Linked DNA regions of Homo sapiens: region 2 is linked to region 1. A link is a loop called in an ENCODE intact Hi-C map of the cell type or tissue named here. Cell type or tissue: sigmoid colon. All regions are shown on one strand.

Region 1 (8,000 bases):
GTAATCCCAGCACTTTGGGATCCCAAGGTGGGTGGATCACTTGAGGTCAGGAGTTTAATACCAGCCTGGCCAACATGGTGAAACCCTGTCTCTACTAAAATTATAAAACTTAGCCAGGCATGGTGGCATGTGCCTGTAGTCCCAGCTACTTAGGAGGTTGAGGCAGGAGAATTGCTTGAACCTGGGAGGCGGAGGTTGCAGTGAGCCGAGATCATGCCACTACACACCAGCCTGGGAGACAGAGTGAGACTCTGTCTCCAAAAAAAAAAAAAAAAAAAAAAGACCTTTGTGATGACAGTGGTCCCACCGAGGTAACACAGGATAATCTCCTCTTCTCTAACTTAATCGTATCTGCGAAGACCCCTTTGCTATGGAAAGTAACATATTTCTGGGTTCTGAGGATTCAGATCTGGATGCCTTTGGGGGATGAGGGGGATTATTCAGCCCACCACACCCATATTCTGGATACTTTACATTTTCACTAATTTTACTTTCAATTCTTTAAGTAAATTTATAAATAGGCCTTCAGTGAATTTCCTTGTGAATACATTTGAATGAGTTTCTCTGATGGTTTCCTCAGTGTACATTCCTAGAAGCAGAGTTATTCAGTAAGAACATTTTTAAGGACTTTTGATGTATATTGCCAAATTCTTTTCCAGAAAGGTGTGTGCATTTTTGACTCTGCAGCTATGTGGAATTCACCTTTACTAGTATTTTTTTTTTAAATAATTTCAACTTTTATTTTAGATTCAAAGGGTACACATGCAGGTTTGCTACATGAGTACATTGCATCATGCTAAGTTTGGGCTATGATTGATCCTACCAGCCATATAGTGAGCACAGTACCCAATAGGTAGATTTTCAAATTCTGCCCCCTTGCCTCTCTCTCCCTCTACTAGTCCCCAGTGTCTATTGTTACTACCTTTATGTCCATGAGGACCCAGTGTTTAGCTCCCACGTATACAAGAGAACACACGGTATTTGGTTTCTTGTTCCTGTGTTAATTCACTTAGAATAATGGCCTCCAGCTGCACCTATGTTGCTGCTAAGGGCATGATTTCATTCTTTTTTATGGCTGCATAATATTCCATCATGTATATGTACCGCATTTTCTGTGTCCAGTACCCTGTTGATGGGCACCTAAGTTGATTCCACGTCTTTGCTAATGCTTCACCAACATTGATTGGTCTTGTTGTTATTTCTCATTTTTGGGGTTAATTTGATAGTTAAAAATGGTGTCTCTTAATGTTGAATACTGGCAGACTAAACACTAATCAAATGTTTGTTAACCAAATACTTTTCTTCCTCTTTGACATAGGTACTCATCACTTTTGGCCACTTTTATATAGGGTCATGTTTAGAAGTAAGACCTTTATAGACAGATGTATCTGGTTTTGATTTTTTCTTTCTTTTTTGGCCCAGTGGTGTGACCTTCTGCAAATAACCATTGCCTGTCTTAGCATTCTCATTTTGTGTGCATAAATAACCCAATGCCGTCGTGTGAAACTTATATGAAATGATAAATACAGAGCATCCAGGTGAATGTTTCCGCTTGGTGAGAACGGGCTAAGGCATAGCTACTAGTATGATTATGCTAATGGGTATTGGAAATTGTTTAAAAATGATTTCTGAGATGTATTTATATATATGCAGACACACACATACATCTATATATATATAAAAGTATTACACTCTTGTTTTTATTCATTGAAAATGCTTTTCTAATTTCACATTTTTCTTCTTTTGTATTTTTTTTGCAGTGTCTTTTTTTGTGACTTGTGTTATTTCTGATTTTTTGCATTTATTTTATATTTAGAAATTATTTCTGTATACAACAAACCCCTGTGACACAGGTTTACCTGTGTAACAAACCTGCACATACACCCCTGAACCTAAAATAAAAGTTTGAAGAAGTTATTTCCTGCTTTCAAGATAATTTAAATATTTACTGTAATTTTCATATTTTAATAATTGTTTTCTTTGTTTTCACATAAATCTGTAAGGCATATGGAATTTGAATTGGTAGATATGTGATATTAGGATTAAGTAAATGTTTATTTCTTTCCATATTTTTAGCCACTTTTGCTAGTATTATATGGTGAATATTATACCTTTGAATTTTGCATTGAATATTGCTACTTCCATTATTATCATATATTAAGTTCCAGATCATTGTATGATCATTCTAGAACTTTCTGTCTTGTTCCACTGGTAGATCTATCCAGTCTTGTGATAGTATAATCCTGTTTTAATGATTGCAATATTATATATCTTTCGATGGACAAACTCTCTCGTTTCTTTCTCTTGTTTTATATGTGTTCTTAGCTATTTTACTCATCTGTTCAGTCTTTTCTGAATAACTCTACAACGATGTTTTTAATGTAAAAACCTTATTACTATCATGATAAATTTATGTATTAATTTGGGAAGATCTGGCATCCTTGTTCATGCATCTCATCTGGAAACTTAAAACCTTTCTTGATTTTGTAAAATTTTCTTTTGAGTCTCTGTAAAACTCTGTGGTTTCATTTAAATAGATCACACAATTTTGTTAAAGTACTTAGGTGTATATATTAATACAAGTATAATCGATCTTTTTCCATTGTGTCTTTTAAATGGAGATTGCTGTTATGTAGAAAAGTCATCGATTTGATTTTAAATTTTATTTGGCTAATTTACTGAGCTCTCTTAGTAGTTCTATGAGTTTTTACAGCTATTTTTTCTTAGTTTTACACTATACAATCAATTATCAAATAAAGCAGGATTCTTGCTTTAGTTTTCTAAGTTTTGCTCTATTTTATTGGCTGAAGTGTAAAAAAAAAAAATGTTAATGCCACTGGTGGGCATTCTTGTCCTTTTTCCTACGGTGCTTCTGGTATTTCAACATGAGGTAGGACAAAATAGGTTTTATCCTGATGGAAGTACTCAAAGATCATTCTGATTACCTCCATTGAATATCTTTATTAGAGTTATTAGAGAAAAAATGGATATCAGTAGCCCAGAGATATGAGACACTTATGTGTAAGTGACACTTATGTGTCTCTTAAATGACACTTGAGTGGCATTTTAGCACAATGAAAAGAACAGAGGTTCTGGGGTCAGGGACACTAGGGATCTAATGCTTGTTCCAGTACTTGCCGGTATTGGAACATACACACCTACAATTTTTATTTCTTTCTGTTTAATATATAGGTAATAATATTTCTTTCTAAGGCTGTACTGGAGATTCAATAAGCTATGGGAAAAATACCTAAGACATTACCTGATAGATAATAGGTACCGATTATGAAAGACATCCTACATGCATTAACTTTCTTTTGCAAAATGTGGATTGGAAACAGGCAAAATGAATTTCAGTAAGAAAGGATAGACCTTGATGATGACCTCTATAAGCTTCAATTTCTGTCTCTATTTACATGCAAACTGGAGGATTAAAGTCTCCCCTAATAGGGAAAATTCTGTAAATTCTATGACTCTAATTACAGCCACAAAAGCACCCATTTCTCAGATTCTGTTGCAAAGTGGGTTTCAGAGCAGCCCTGGCCCCAGAGAGAGGAAAAGGAAAAGCCACAGGAAACCTGGGCAACAGTTGCAGTTTCCTCCTTGGCCCCTTCTCTGAGAGCAGTGCTGCGTGTTGTTGCAGTTGTACTGTACTGTTCTACCGCGTGGATTCATAGTTAACATTTTTCTTCCAGGCACATTTAAAACGTTTGGCTCACATCCTCCTTGAGCTGTTTTATAAGGGCAATAACCAAGGCCAGGGTGTGCTCTTGTCAGCAGGCAAAGCACGCAGTGGAGGCTGCCAAAGAGTTTCCTGCTCGGGGGCCACCCATCCTTGGCCACAGGATGCATGGCTGGAGTTCATGGCAACTTGCACAGAGCGAGTGCTGGGACTTTCTGTTCTCAGGGTTCATGCTTTGGATTCCATCCTTCAGCCCTGCTGCATTGATCAGTGGAGGCTATTGTGTTTGTGCTTGTTTGGGACTAGCTCAGAACACATGTCACAGCAGCAGTCCAAGGCCTAGCTCTAAGGCTTGGGGCTGGGAAAATGCTCTTGAAAGACTAGCAAGCTGCCCTTCCCTCCTGTTAATGCAGGCTCGGAGTTCCCATGAATCAGCTGCAGGGAGGCAGGCATTCCCTCATGCTATTCTCTGTGAATTAACTTCTGGAATGAGCAGACAGCACAGACGCCAAGTGGTGGGTTTGAGCACTGTTACCCCACCCGCTTTGAAGTCCACCTTCGCATGAGCGGATCTCTTTTCATGTATTATTTATTGCCAGGGACTTTGATAGGAAGAATCCCCAGAAGATTGCTGAAGGTTTTTTTTTTTCTTCAGAATTCCCTTTGATTAGAAGCTGTTGGCTGTGCCTTGGGCAGCTGGCTCTGTCACAAAGCAGGGGCTCAGTGCATCCTCCCAGTGATAGCTGCCATGCCAGCACCAGTGAGGTTCTGGCTGTGACATGCCTGGGACACCCTAAAGAACTACACAAGTAGAAAGGGTATCATACTCCTTCACTCACCAGAAGGGAGGCAATGAGGTCTCATGAGAGGAAAGAACAGGGGCTCAAGCCAGAGAGATGCAAGTTGAAATGTCATCTCTTCTACTGACCCACAGTATGATGTTGACCTCAGTGTTCTTATCCACTAAATGGCAATAAAAATCTTGGATTCACCACCAAACTGTTGCAGAGAATCAATAAGCCATCCAGAGGTTTTCATTTCTTTCCTCTAAATTCCAAAGCTAGTCTGGAAACTTTAAAGCAGGCTGAATGACAACTCTACACTCTCTTAATCTTCTTTATTTATTTTCTAAATTTTTATTTGTTTATCTTTTTAGAGACAGGGCCTTGCTATGTTACCCAAGCTGGAGTGCAGTGGCTATTAATAGGCTCCATCGGAGCTCATTGTAGCCTCCTGCTCCTGACTACAAGCTATCCTCTTGTCTCAGCCTTCTGAGTAGCTGGAAGTATAGATGAGTGCCACCATACCTGGCTTTTCTTCATTTTTCAATCATTCATTCAGTCAGTCAGCATTCAAGAAATAATACTAAATTAAGTAAATAAACGATTAATTAAATAAAAACATTTCAGTGGCTTTAACATTTTATGTAATGTATTAGATGCTAAGAATAAAGAAATATGTGCTCAAGACACGGTCCCTTCCCTTGTCTATCTCAAAGATCAAAAGGTTAAATGACAATAAAATGTAAAGGATGTTACGGTGCGGAAGGTTCAAGAAGAAAGAAATGCACCCAGACAAGATATTTGTACCAGTTTATGGAATGACAGAAGGCCTTCCAGAAAAAAGGAACATGTAAGCAAGTAGATTATGTCAGTCTATAGAGGATAGCATAAAATATTACAAGAATTTAGAAATAGAGACCCTTTGAGAGTGACTGGAAGTGGCCTGCCCTTACAGGTGGATAGTCCATGCTCTGCCATATAAATGAATGGAAATGTCACGTCTTGCCAAAGTATTCAGGTTCAGGTTGTGATAGTCTGTCATTAAATTCAGCCAGGTCCCACTCAACAGGACTGCCTTTATCACTTTGAAGCAAAGATAGGCTCAACCAATCATGGGCTGCCTGAAAGCCAGGAAAAGAGATAGTTGATGTAAACCCAACCAGGAAAGAGATCGGACGGACTGTGAGGCAGAATGTAGCTCATCAACCTCATTTCTTGTTCTTGGACACATAAAGGCAGCTCATTTAATAGCCTCTTCAGAGCCATGCGCCTGGGTGCTGGCCAATTGAATGTCGACAGAGTGTTGTATGACATTTCTAGCCTTGACCATGAAAGGTTTAATATAATCTTCCATGCACCGTGTCCCCCACCTGCATGGCAGATTCACACACCTGGATACCTGACTTATTGCCTGGAGGAGAGCTACCCAGTTGCATCGCCCAGCCTACACTGAACCATTATGTGAGCAAGAAATATTGACCATTATGTGAGCAAGACCTGTGAGCAGGTCTATTGTGTTAACCTGCTGAGGTTATAGAGGTGGTTTACATAGCAGCTAGCGTTACTTAACTTGGCTAATGTGTGTATCTAAACCATCTAGAACCATGACCGACTCATAGTTGACATCTAAGGTCATTAAATTGAATACATGGTAAGAGGTCATCAGTATTTGTTGTACTCTACCAAAGGCCTTGTTTGGGTGAGTGAAGGGCACAGTACCTGGTGAGCTTGAGGATTCTGGTAATCAGTTCACCGGGTCTAACTCTGGGTCAGGAAGGGTCCATATAGCTGAGAGCTACTGGAGCTATTCTGCATGCTGACCAGGTTTCTGGAAGCACATCCAACTCTCCTAACTGGAAAGAGGTATCTGGAATAGCAAAACCAATTATTTTTGCTCTTAGAAGGGTCTCTATCCCATTATAAATTTTATATTGGTAACCAATCTGCATATTCTTGTTTTATGAGTTTGGCTATTGCAGTTGATCCATCAAAGTTTGGTCACTTCGAGGTATGCTGGTGAGATTGACTTCCTGGAATTTTAAAGTTGAGGAACTGATCCTGTTAACTTCATCAAAAGAATATGCAACTGGCTAGCCGGGATTGAGTGATAAGCTGGTCTCACTTTTAGAAAATCCTTTGCTAATTACATATGAAATGATGATGATGATGATGATGATGATGATGATGATGATTGCTATCATTCATTCAGTGCTTATCAATTTCAGCTACTCTCTGTTAATCATTTTACATCATCTCATTTGATTTTTCACAATAACTCTTAGAAGTACAGTCATGTGTCCCATTATGACATTTCAGTCAATGATGGTTTGCATATGTAATGGTGGTCTTATTAACTTATAATATTGCATTTTACTGTATCTTTTCTATGCTTACATACACAAATACTTCCCATTGTGTTACAATTGCCTACTGAATTCAGTATAGTAACATGCAGTACAGGTTTGAAGCCTAGGAGCAATAGGCTATGCCATATAGCCTAGGGGTGTAGTAGGCTATACCATCTAGGTTTGTGTAAGCACACTCTATGATGTTTTCCCAATGACAAAATCACTTAAAAACATTTCTCAGGACATATCCCTGTCATTGAGTGATACATGACTGTAGTTGTCATTGCCCCTATTTTCAGATGAGGGAACTGAGGATCAGAAAAATGTGGTGACTTGCTTTAGAATACATTTCCTATAAATGTCAGAGCTAAAATTAAAACTCAACTCTCCTGGACTGCAAAGTCCAAGTTCCCTTAATCCGATCAATCATTTTCAAACTGCTCTCTGCTGAGCTGTAAGTGGCCTAAGAAGCCAATCCAGGATTGGGAGTGGAGCATGAAAGAATAGATTTCTGCCTCCTTACCCTACTTTTTACCAGAACAGAGCCTCTTCTCCTTGACTTTTTTGTTACTGATTCCACCTAACTTTTGTTTGAGCAAGGGGTTCTAGGCTAAATAAAGACTTTGAAAATCACTGCAGCATACCATAATACGTAGGAGGAAATTTTGTAGAAAATGAGTTTTATTTCTGAACACAAGGAGTGCGTTGTGATTTATGGATTCTCCTCTTCTTTTGTATCTTCTTCCACATTATCTGAAGATACTTATTCTCCCAGGAGTCTAAGCTTCTTGAGAGCAGGGACTCTGGCTAGTCATAATTTCCCCCCGCTCACCGCCAATACTAAGTAGAATACTAGGCAGACAATTGCTACCCTAGTTCACTCTCAACACTGCCTCCTAAACGATTATTTTAAAGCACGACTCTGATTATGCTACTTACCCAATGTTACTTAATATTTTTCAGGGACCATTGTTACTCCCAGAATAGACCAAAATTTCTCACCAAGGTATCCAAGTCCATTCTGACAGCATCCCAGCATCCCAGACACTTGGTTGGCTTCATTTCTTCTATACATCACATTCCAGTAATATCAAATTTCTTGCTGCACTCTGGACCTGGCATACCTTTTTGTAGCCATCTCTTTTGTGCACATGGTTGCTCTCTGCCTCAAATTCCTCCACCCCTCCC
Region 2 (8,000 bases), 410 kb after region 1:
TGGGCGCATCTGCTAGAACAAATTGCAGAGGAGCTTTGCAGCAGTCAGAAACTCTGATCCTATTTTGTTCTACATTCTGAAGCAGGTGACATGGGCCACCACATTCTTCTCTCTTTTCCTTCCTTCCTTCCTTTCTTCCTTTTCTTTCTTTTCTTTTCTTTTCTTTTTTTTTTTTTTTTGGCAGAGTCTTGCTCTGTTGCCCAGGCTGGAGTACAGTGGCATGATCTCAGATCACTATAGCCTCAACCTCCTGGGCCCAAGCAATCCTCCCACCTCAGCCTCCTGAGTAGCTAGGACTGCAGCCATGCACCACCATTCTCAGTTATTTTTTAATTTTTGTAGAAATGGGGTTTTGCTATGTTGCCCAGGCTGCTCTCAAACTTCTGAGCTCAAGGGATCCTCCTGCCTCAGCCCCTCAAAGTGCTGGGATTACAGCCACGCACCACCATGTCAGCCAGGCCACCACCACTTTCTATGAGAATATTCTGGGTTCTGGTTACACTCACGTGCCATTGTCATGAAGCTAGGCTCATTGAAGGCACTTGACCATAGTCCATCTCAATCTCTCTCCTCTTGGCATAAAAATATGGAGTGAGCAGAGTGGGGTGCCTGGTCCTGGCTGAAAGAAAGCAGAGAGCTGATATCCATCTCTGCAGGTCAGCCTCCCACTACAAATTCACAGCCACCCTACTGACTACCCACGAGCTCTGCTGAGACTCAAGGATGCTTCTCTTCTGCTCCAGTCCTAGTGATGAGGGAAGAGCAGGTCAAAAGGCCTGCCTCAGCCACCCAGAGCCAGCTCCTGCCCTTCAACAAATCCTGAAGTGCCACAGCTTATACCCAGAGAGTACCATCATACTTCCTTTGACTTGCACTGCCAATGAGAACCAGCATCTGTGGTCCCTTGCAGAAGCTGGGTTGCAGTTGGTCTGCAGAGCTCTGCTTGGCAGGCAGGCATGATGTGCGTCTGCTGGAGGTAGCACAGTGAGGCACCCTTACTCCATTATCTCCCCAATGTCCTGAGTTTATAAAACAGCAAATAGATCTGGAATGTCACCCCAGTACAATCATTCAGAAAGTGGCTTCAGGACCCACCCAGGGATTACCAGACTGTTATGTTTTAATTAACGGCAGGAGATGAGACCAAGGATGAGGGTGGGTCAGTAACTTAAGGATAGGCAGCAGCAAGCATTCAATGTGAAAGTTAGGAGTTTGGTTGTTAATTCTTTAGACAGTTTGCAGCCAGAAGCAAATTCTGACCTGTCTCAGAAGCTCACCCAGCCGCAAGTGGAAGACACACTTCCAAGGGGGCAATGCTGGAAGCCAGGAGGTAAGAGAAGGGCTGTTGCTGCTGCCATTAGGAGAACTGCCAGAGCCTGAGTTGCTGAACTGCAGAAACTGGGAGGAAGGAGCAAATTCAAAAAGCCTGAAATCCATAAAATCAACAGGACTTGGTCATTTATTAGACTGGTGGTTAAACAGAAAGAGTCATCAAGATGGGTGCCCAGGATTAGGTAACTAGGTGGGTGGTGATAGCATTAGCCAGGGCAAGGAATCAAGCACACAGGACCATTTGTTGGAGACAGAGGAGGTGGGGAGGACAACAGAGAGGTCAAGCATGTTGCTTTGGGTCTATTGAGTTAAAGGCCCCTGGCAACATCCAAGTGAATATGAATGTATGGGCCTAACCTCAGGGAAGAAGTTGAGGATGAAAATACAGCATAGAAGTTGTTAAATCTATAGAAAAAGATGCATCTGCCTAAGGAGAGTGTATGGATACAGAAAAGAGGAGACCTGCAACAGAGCCCTGTGAACTTGCAGCCAGTCAAGAAAGTCAAGAGAAGAGCGAATCATGCAGAGAAGAAAAGACACTCAGCAAGGTAAGAGGCAGAGGTAGGAGACAAGGTGGGATTCTCATTAGAACTGAGTTAAAAGCAGCCAGTACAGCACCTGGCACATACAAGGTGTCCTCAATATTGGCAATTTTCTACCCAACTGGCAGGAATGTGAACAATAGTAACCGTCATTGAGTTATTGAACTCTTTTTTGTTTTCTTTTTTGTGACAGGGTCTTGCTCTGTCATCCCGGCTGGAGTGCAGTGGTGCAAACAGGTCTCACTACAGCCTCTACTTTCTGGGCTCAAGAGATCCTCCTACCTCAGCCTCCCAAGTAGCTGGGACCACAGGTGCATGCCAGCATGCTTAGCTAATTTTTTTATTTTTTATAGAGATGGGAGTCTCACGATGTTCCCCAGGCTGTCTCAAACTCCTGTGCTCGAACAATCCTCCCCACCTTGGCCTCCCAAAGTGCTGGGATTACAGGTGTGAGCCACCGTGCCCAGCCGTATAGAACTCTTACAAGGCCAAATACTAAGCATTTTCCCTGAATAGCTTATGCATCCTTCATAGCCTATTACTGTTATGCCTATTTTCAAGATAAAAGGAATGAAGCACAAAGACGTTCATAAGTGTAGGTAACACCCTAGTCTATAGATGGAGAAGCCGAGCCCAGGGTGACAATGCACAGTTCATTTCAGATAAGTGGCCTCTGAGCACATGGTAAAGAAGCAAGCACAGTCCGCAGGCCCAAACCCCTGCTCCACCTACCAGTTGCTGCTGCCTCTGCAGATTTTCTCCGGCCCTGCTGGGGCGTCCAGAGCACTCAGCACCAAACTGTACAGCACATCTTGACTCCAAGTCAAAGGGCCTAAAAAAAAAAAAAAAAAAAGCCTCCAAGATCTCCTGGCTGCCAAATTGTGATTGCAAAACTACTGATGATTTAACTGTAAATGAATCTGAAACATACGGACTGAATTTCTCTTGAACTACGCATTAAAATGCTCGTTTGATGAAAATAAAGGCCCTGTTGAAAAATTGTAAAGAAAAAAAGAAGGAAAAAACAAGGTGGTAAATATGTGAGATTCAAGGGGGTATGGAAAGTGAGGAGCTGGCAGAGAGAGAACACTTTTGACATCCCCTAAGTGCAAGGCAAGTGAGAGATTTTACAAGGGGACTGTGAATTTCTTCTGCCTCTCCAAGGGGATACAGCTTTGCTGGCCCTGACAGCCATGTGGGGGTGTCCAATGACTGCTGAGGTATGGCAGCTTAAGAAAGAGGAAACTCTATATACGAGATGCTTATGTGCGTCTGTGTGTGTGTATCTGTGTGTGTGTGTGCAGGTAACTGGAAAAGCTGGAAAAGGAGAAATATATATATACATATATATACATATATACATATATATACAGTGTGTGTGTACGTGTGTATATATCTATTTATATGAACCATCTTCGCTGTATTTAGATATAAAGATATATAAATATATTTAGGAGCTGGAAATACATAGATATATAGATATCTTGAGAAATAACCATTCTATGTATAAAATTTAAAGTGATAAATGTAAATATTATACTTACTTTATGTACAAATAATGTCAAGCTTAGATGTTTCATATATTCAGAATATGCATATTCTAGAAATATCTATGTTAAATATATACGCTAAGTATATATCTTTAAAATATATGTAATATATCTAGTTAAATATATCCATGTGTATTCCAAAACCCCAAAAGGAAGGACAATGTGCAGGAGAGCAATGGGTGCTCACAACCCTGACCTAGCTCCAATCTGATTCCCTGGTTGCTGGGAAAAAGCCAAAAATCACTGTTGGTATTTTTTAGGAGCTGTGCTTCCAGTGGCCTCTGGTCCAGTCTGTTCAACTCAAGATGGTATGAGCAGCGGGCTCCGTCAGCAGGCCTGAGCTGGACACACGTGACACCAGTCACCATGCAGAACAAGGAGTTCCTGCCCTTGAAACCCACAGGTCATCAACATCTTTGCATCTGGCCTCTTCTACGACTGGGTATTTTCCAATCATCCACTGCCTGCAACTTCTCTCCCGGAAGTCACAGTTGCCAACTGAAAACTTCCAAAGGGGTGAAGAGAAACCCCTCTCTGAACCTAAATAAAAACAGAGATCACCTTTGCCAGAGAAAGGGCGCCTGCTCAGAAGCTCTGATTTCAAATTATGAAGAGCACAGAGCCACAGTCCAGGCTTAGGAGTGACGCTGGTAAATGGTGGTGGTGGTTTCACTTTGTGTTTTTCCTCCCCAGTAAATTCTACTATCCTGTTTTATTTTCCTTCCTCCTCCAACCCTTTGGTGCTGTTAGGAAATAGTTTTGGGAAACACTTGTTCAAAACACAACAGCAGAAAACGGGTAAGCTGCCAGTAAGTTTTTCAAAAGAACTATTTGGCAGCCCTGAAACAGATTACAACGCTGGTACAAACCTTGACTGACTGCAGGGTTACAGATGTCAGAATCGTGTGTCTTCAGAAATATGCACAACAACAACTGGATTCCCTGTCATAATGCCTGGCCCTACCAACATTGCAAAATGCTGGCCGGCAGAGAGGACAGAAACCATTCGGTCACAGCCTTTTTCCTGAGTAATAGTGGGGTCCTGCAAGCTACAACTCAGTTGTCAATAGGACTGGAAATTCCTTGACTAAACTCATATAAACTGGACCTTTCCATGCATGTCTCTGTCAAAAATGACTTTCTTTTAAGAGAGATCAGTCAGCAGAAGGGAATGGGAATCTGTGCCAAGGCCGCAAAGGGATGAATACACACTGCCAGAAATCTGCCAGTGCTCCTGGCACAAGGCAAGAATTAACCCTTGACAGGGTGCAGGAAGTGAGATAATCCACTGCCAAGGTCCAGAACTCTGATGTGGGAGGGAGACCGCATTAGTTCAAACCTCGGCTCTGAAACTTACTTGTTATGGGGACAACTGAACCTCTCCATGTATCAGTTGCCCCTCCTGTAAAATTGGCATGATAATAATTGTCACTGTATCATAAAGACAGTCTGAGAATTAAATGGGTAAACATGAGAAGGACTTGGTACAATCCCTGATATATAGTAAGTTCTCACTAGATAGTAGTTATTATTTGTGTTGCTTTTTTGTTGCTGTTAGTTTCAGCTCACTACAATTAAGAAGCTACAAAATATGCTTTGCCTGAATTGGCACTAGCAAAAATTTAAGTACAAGAAGTACAAATTCACGTACAAGAAGTGTGTACGTGAATCCTTCTCCTAAGTACCACAGGGATATTTATTCACGATGGTGACTCCACCCAAAATCGCCCTATGCTCATTTCAACTACTTAACTAATTCATTGATTGATTGATTGATTCCTAATCATTTAACATTAGCATGGAGGGATAGCTACTTGAGGAAGATGCAGTTCCTGCTCTGACAGGATTCTTAGTCTACTTGAAGAGATAAACATGGACAGAATGATGACACAAGACACAGTCACTCACATTCTAAATAGGAGGACCCTCAGAAGCCAGAAGAAACACAGGTCCACTGGGTGGCTACTTGTCAATTCTGGCTCTCGAAAGGCACCTTTTCCGACACTTCCTCCCACCCTCAGCCTGGTGTGCACCTGCTTTCCTCAAGCACCCACAGCCTGCAGCTGCACTCCTCAGCCACTGTGTCTCCTCCTCTGGATTGGATACTCCCTGAAGGCATGGCTGCTCCCAGTCTTGTCTACTATTGTGTTCCCAGTGCTAGCTTACAATCCTCATTCAGAGAATGAATATATGAATGATGAGACAGAGAACGAAGAAGGGAATAAGGTAGAGTAGACTGAAGATGATAATTCTGGATTATCCGCAAGAGACCTGTTAGGAGGCAGTAATGCTGGCCTTGGACAACATGATCTGCATAGTCAAAAGACCTCAAGCAGAGAAACAACTGTCTACCTTTAGGCACACAATCAGTCTGTCTTCACCATGAAGACATGTGTCAGTGCTGAGATCTGAGAATCCCCAGGGTGAGCTAGCACTCGGCCAGAGAGCTGCTGAGCTGGAGGTGAACCTGTACCATGTTAGAGTGACAAGTATTGATGTAATAACAGTGCCAATTGCCCATGGAAATGGGCCATCAGGAAACTGGCATAAGCATGACCCATACAAAGTAGCCTCTTAGCTTCATTTTTAGAATCTACCTCCCAGCCTTTCAGCCAGTGGATACCCAAAACAGAACAGGAAAGGAAAGCAATGTTGATAATTAGAGTTCCATGATATTGCCTGTACTATTTCCTTTACATACAGCGTTGGAAGGTAACTAGTATTATTTCTATTTTATAGCTAGGGATCTTGCGGATCAGAGAGGGCAAGTAACTTGTCTAATGACACACAGCTACTAAAACTCGAGGATGGGACTTGAGCCCAGATTTTCTGACTTCAAAATCCATGCTCTTGCTTTTGAATCACGCTGTCCCTCTTCTCTTACGTATTATGATGGACTCACTCTAACTCCCATCACAAGGCATTTGTTTCTCAAAGGAAATCACAAACTGCTTATTTCACTATCATTTGGCAACTGCACACAGTTCTTCAGGGAAACTGGGGAGCCCGGGATGAAAATTCCACCCATGGATTATCTTAAATTGCTTGTGTTTCCTTGAAAAATGCCTGGCACTACCAACAGCTCTGGTATGGTTTCCAGCAGTGACCAGAGCCTTGTTCAACAAGGACGCTCTGATAATTGATTGGCTGTGCTCTTCCTAACATTTGACACCAACAGATGCTATGAATCTGAAGCTGCCATCTGTTCATGACACTCAGGTTTATGGGGGCCTCCAGGGCTTCAACCAGCCTGAAGAATCAGCCTTGGGTCCATTAGGGCACTGCCATGGCAAATCCAAAGCACTGGAGGAATGCTAGCTTCCCAGTGGGAAAGCCTTGGCAGGCTTTGGGATCCTGGGTGTGCCCAACTGCAGAGTGGAAGACAAAGGCTTCTAACAAAGAGGTTGATCCCCAAAAGACACCAAGTGTGTAACAGATGGAAGAGTATTTAGGTGGGTCAATGAGAGCAAGGTAGCAGGAAAAATACCAGCTTTGACCTCCCTTGAGAGACCAGGGAAATGGGGACTCTGCATCTCATGCCCACTGAGCACATCATGCCAGCCACTGAGCTGGACACTTTACACAATCATCTCTAGTGCTCACAGCAGCTCTTTGAAGTTGGAATGACTATCTCCATTTTACAGATGAGAAAACTGAGAATCACAAAGTGAGTTGTCCCAGGTAGTCAACCTCCTATACTATACTCTATGCTAGAGCAAGGACCATGGCTGGTTTTTGCTCAGCTCCGGATTCTATACCTAGCATCAGGCATCAGGACCAGCTACATAATTTGTAGGCCTTAATGCAAAATGAAAATACAGGGTTTCAGGGCTGTTTTTGTTTTGTTTTGTTTCGTTTTGCTTTTTTTAGAAAGGATCTTGTTTGACACCCAGGCTGGAGTGCAATGGCATGATCATAGCTCAGTGCAGCCTTGAACTCTTAGTCTCAAGCAGATCCTCCCATCTCAGCCTCCCAACTAGCTGGGTCTACAGACATAAGCCACACCATGCGTGGCTATTTTTTATTTCTCGTAGAGATGGGGTCTCACTGTGTTGCTCAGGCTGGTCTCTAACTCCTGAGATCAAGCAATCCTCCAGCTTTGGCCTTCCAAAGTGCTAGAATTACAGGCATGAGCCACCATGCCCAGTGGAAATGCAGGGTTTCTTGTCTAACAATTACTAAGAATTTCAAGATGGTAACAGTAGATCATTAAATCAAGCCTGGGACCTTCTGAGAGATAGCTGTGCTCCCATGTTTATCGCAGCACTGTTCACAATAGCCAAGATGTAAAATCCACGCAAGTGTCCATCAACAGATGAATGGTTGAAGTAAATGTGCTACATATACACAATGGAATATTACTCATCCTTAAAAAGGAAATGATATCCTGTCACTTGCAACAACATGGATGGAACTGCAGGTCATCATGTTAAGTGAAATAAGCCCGATACAGAAAAACAAATATTGCATGTTCTCACACATATGTTTGAGACAAAAAAGTGGATCTCATGGAGGTGGAGAGTAGAATGGTGGTTACCAGAGGCTGGGAAGGGTGATGTGTGTTGGGAGGGGGAAG

The links. Peaks named below come from ENCODE experiments on the same cell type or tissue, not always from the same donor. Only the 100,000 strongest peaks of a DNase experiment are listed, where the experiment ranks them.
Region 2: a loop joins it to region 1, with 3 times the contacts of the local background. A loop is called at or near these places in 3 of 110 quality-filtered maps.

What each region holds. Positions count from the first base shown.
Region 1 is chr9:108,138,738-108,146,737 of GRCh38, reverse strand. The region is part of intron 4 of LOC105376214 (a long non-coding RNA gene); the gene reads left to right. Among named protein-coding and RNA genes, the nearest start is that of KLF4, 650 kb to the right of the region's middle. In sigmoid colon, no CTCF peak of the experiment used is centred here; a DNase peak (open chromatin) is centred at 3,847; H3K27ac peaks cover 1,183 bases.
Region 2 is chr9:107,729,499-107,737,498 of GRCh38, reverse strand. It overlaps LOC124902242 (a long non-coding RNA gene), which reads left to right and starts at 3,017. Exons shown (of 2, transcript XR_007061719.1): 1 at 3,017-3,094; 2 at 3,685-4,136. It overlaps LOC105376208 (a long non-coding RNA gene), which reads right to left and starts at 2,700. Exons shown (of 7, transcript XR_930229.2): 1 at 2,607-2,700. In sigmoid colon, no CTCF peak of the experiment used is centred here; DNase peaks (open chromatin) are centred at 2,608, 3,758 and 4,398; H3K4me3 peaks cover 1,010 bases; H3K27ac peaks cover 1,572 bases.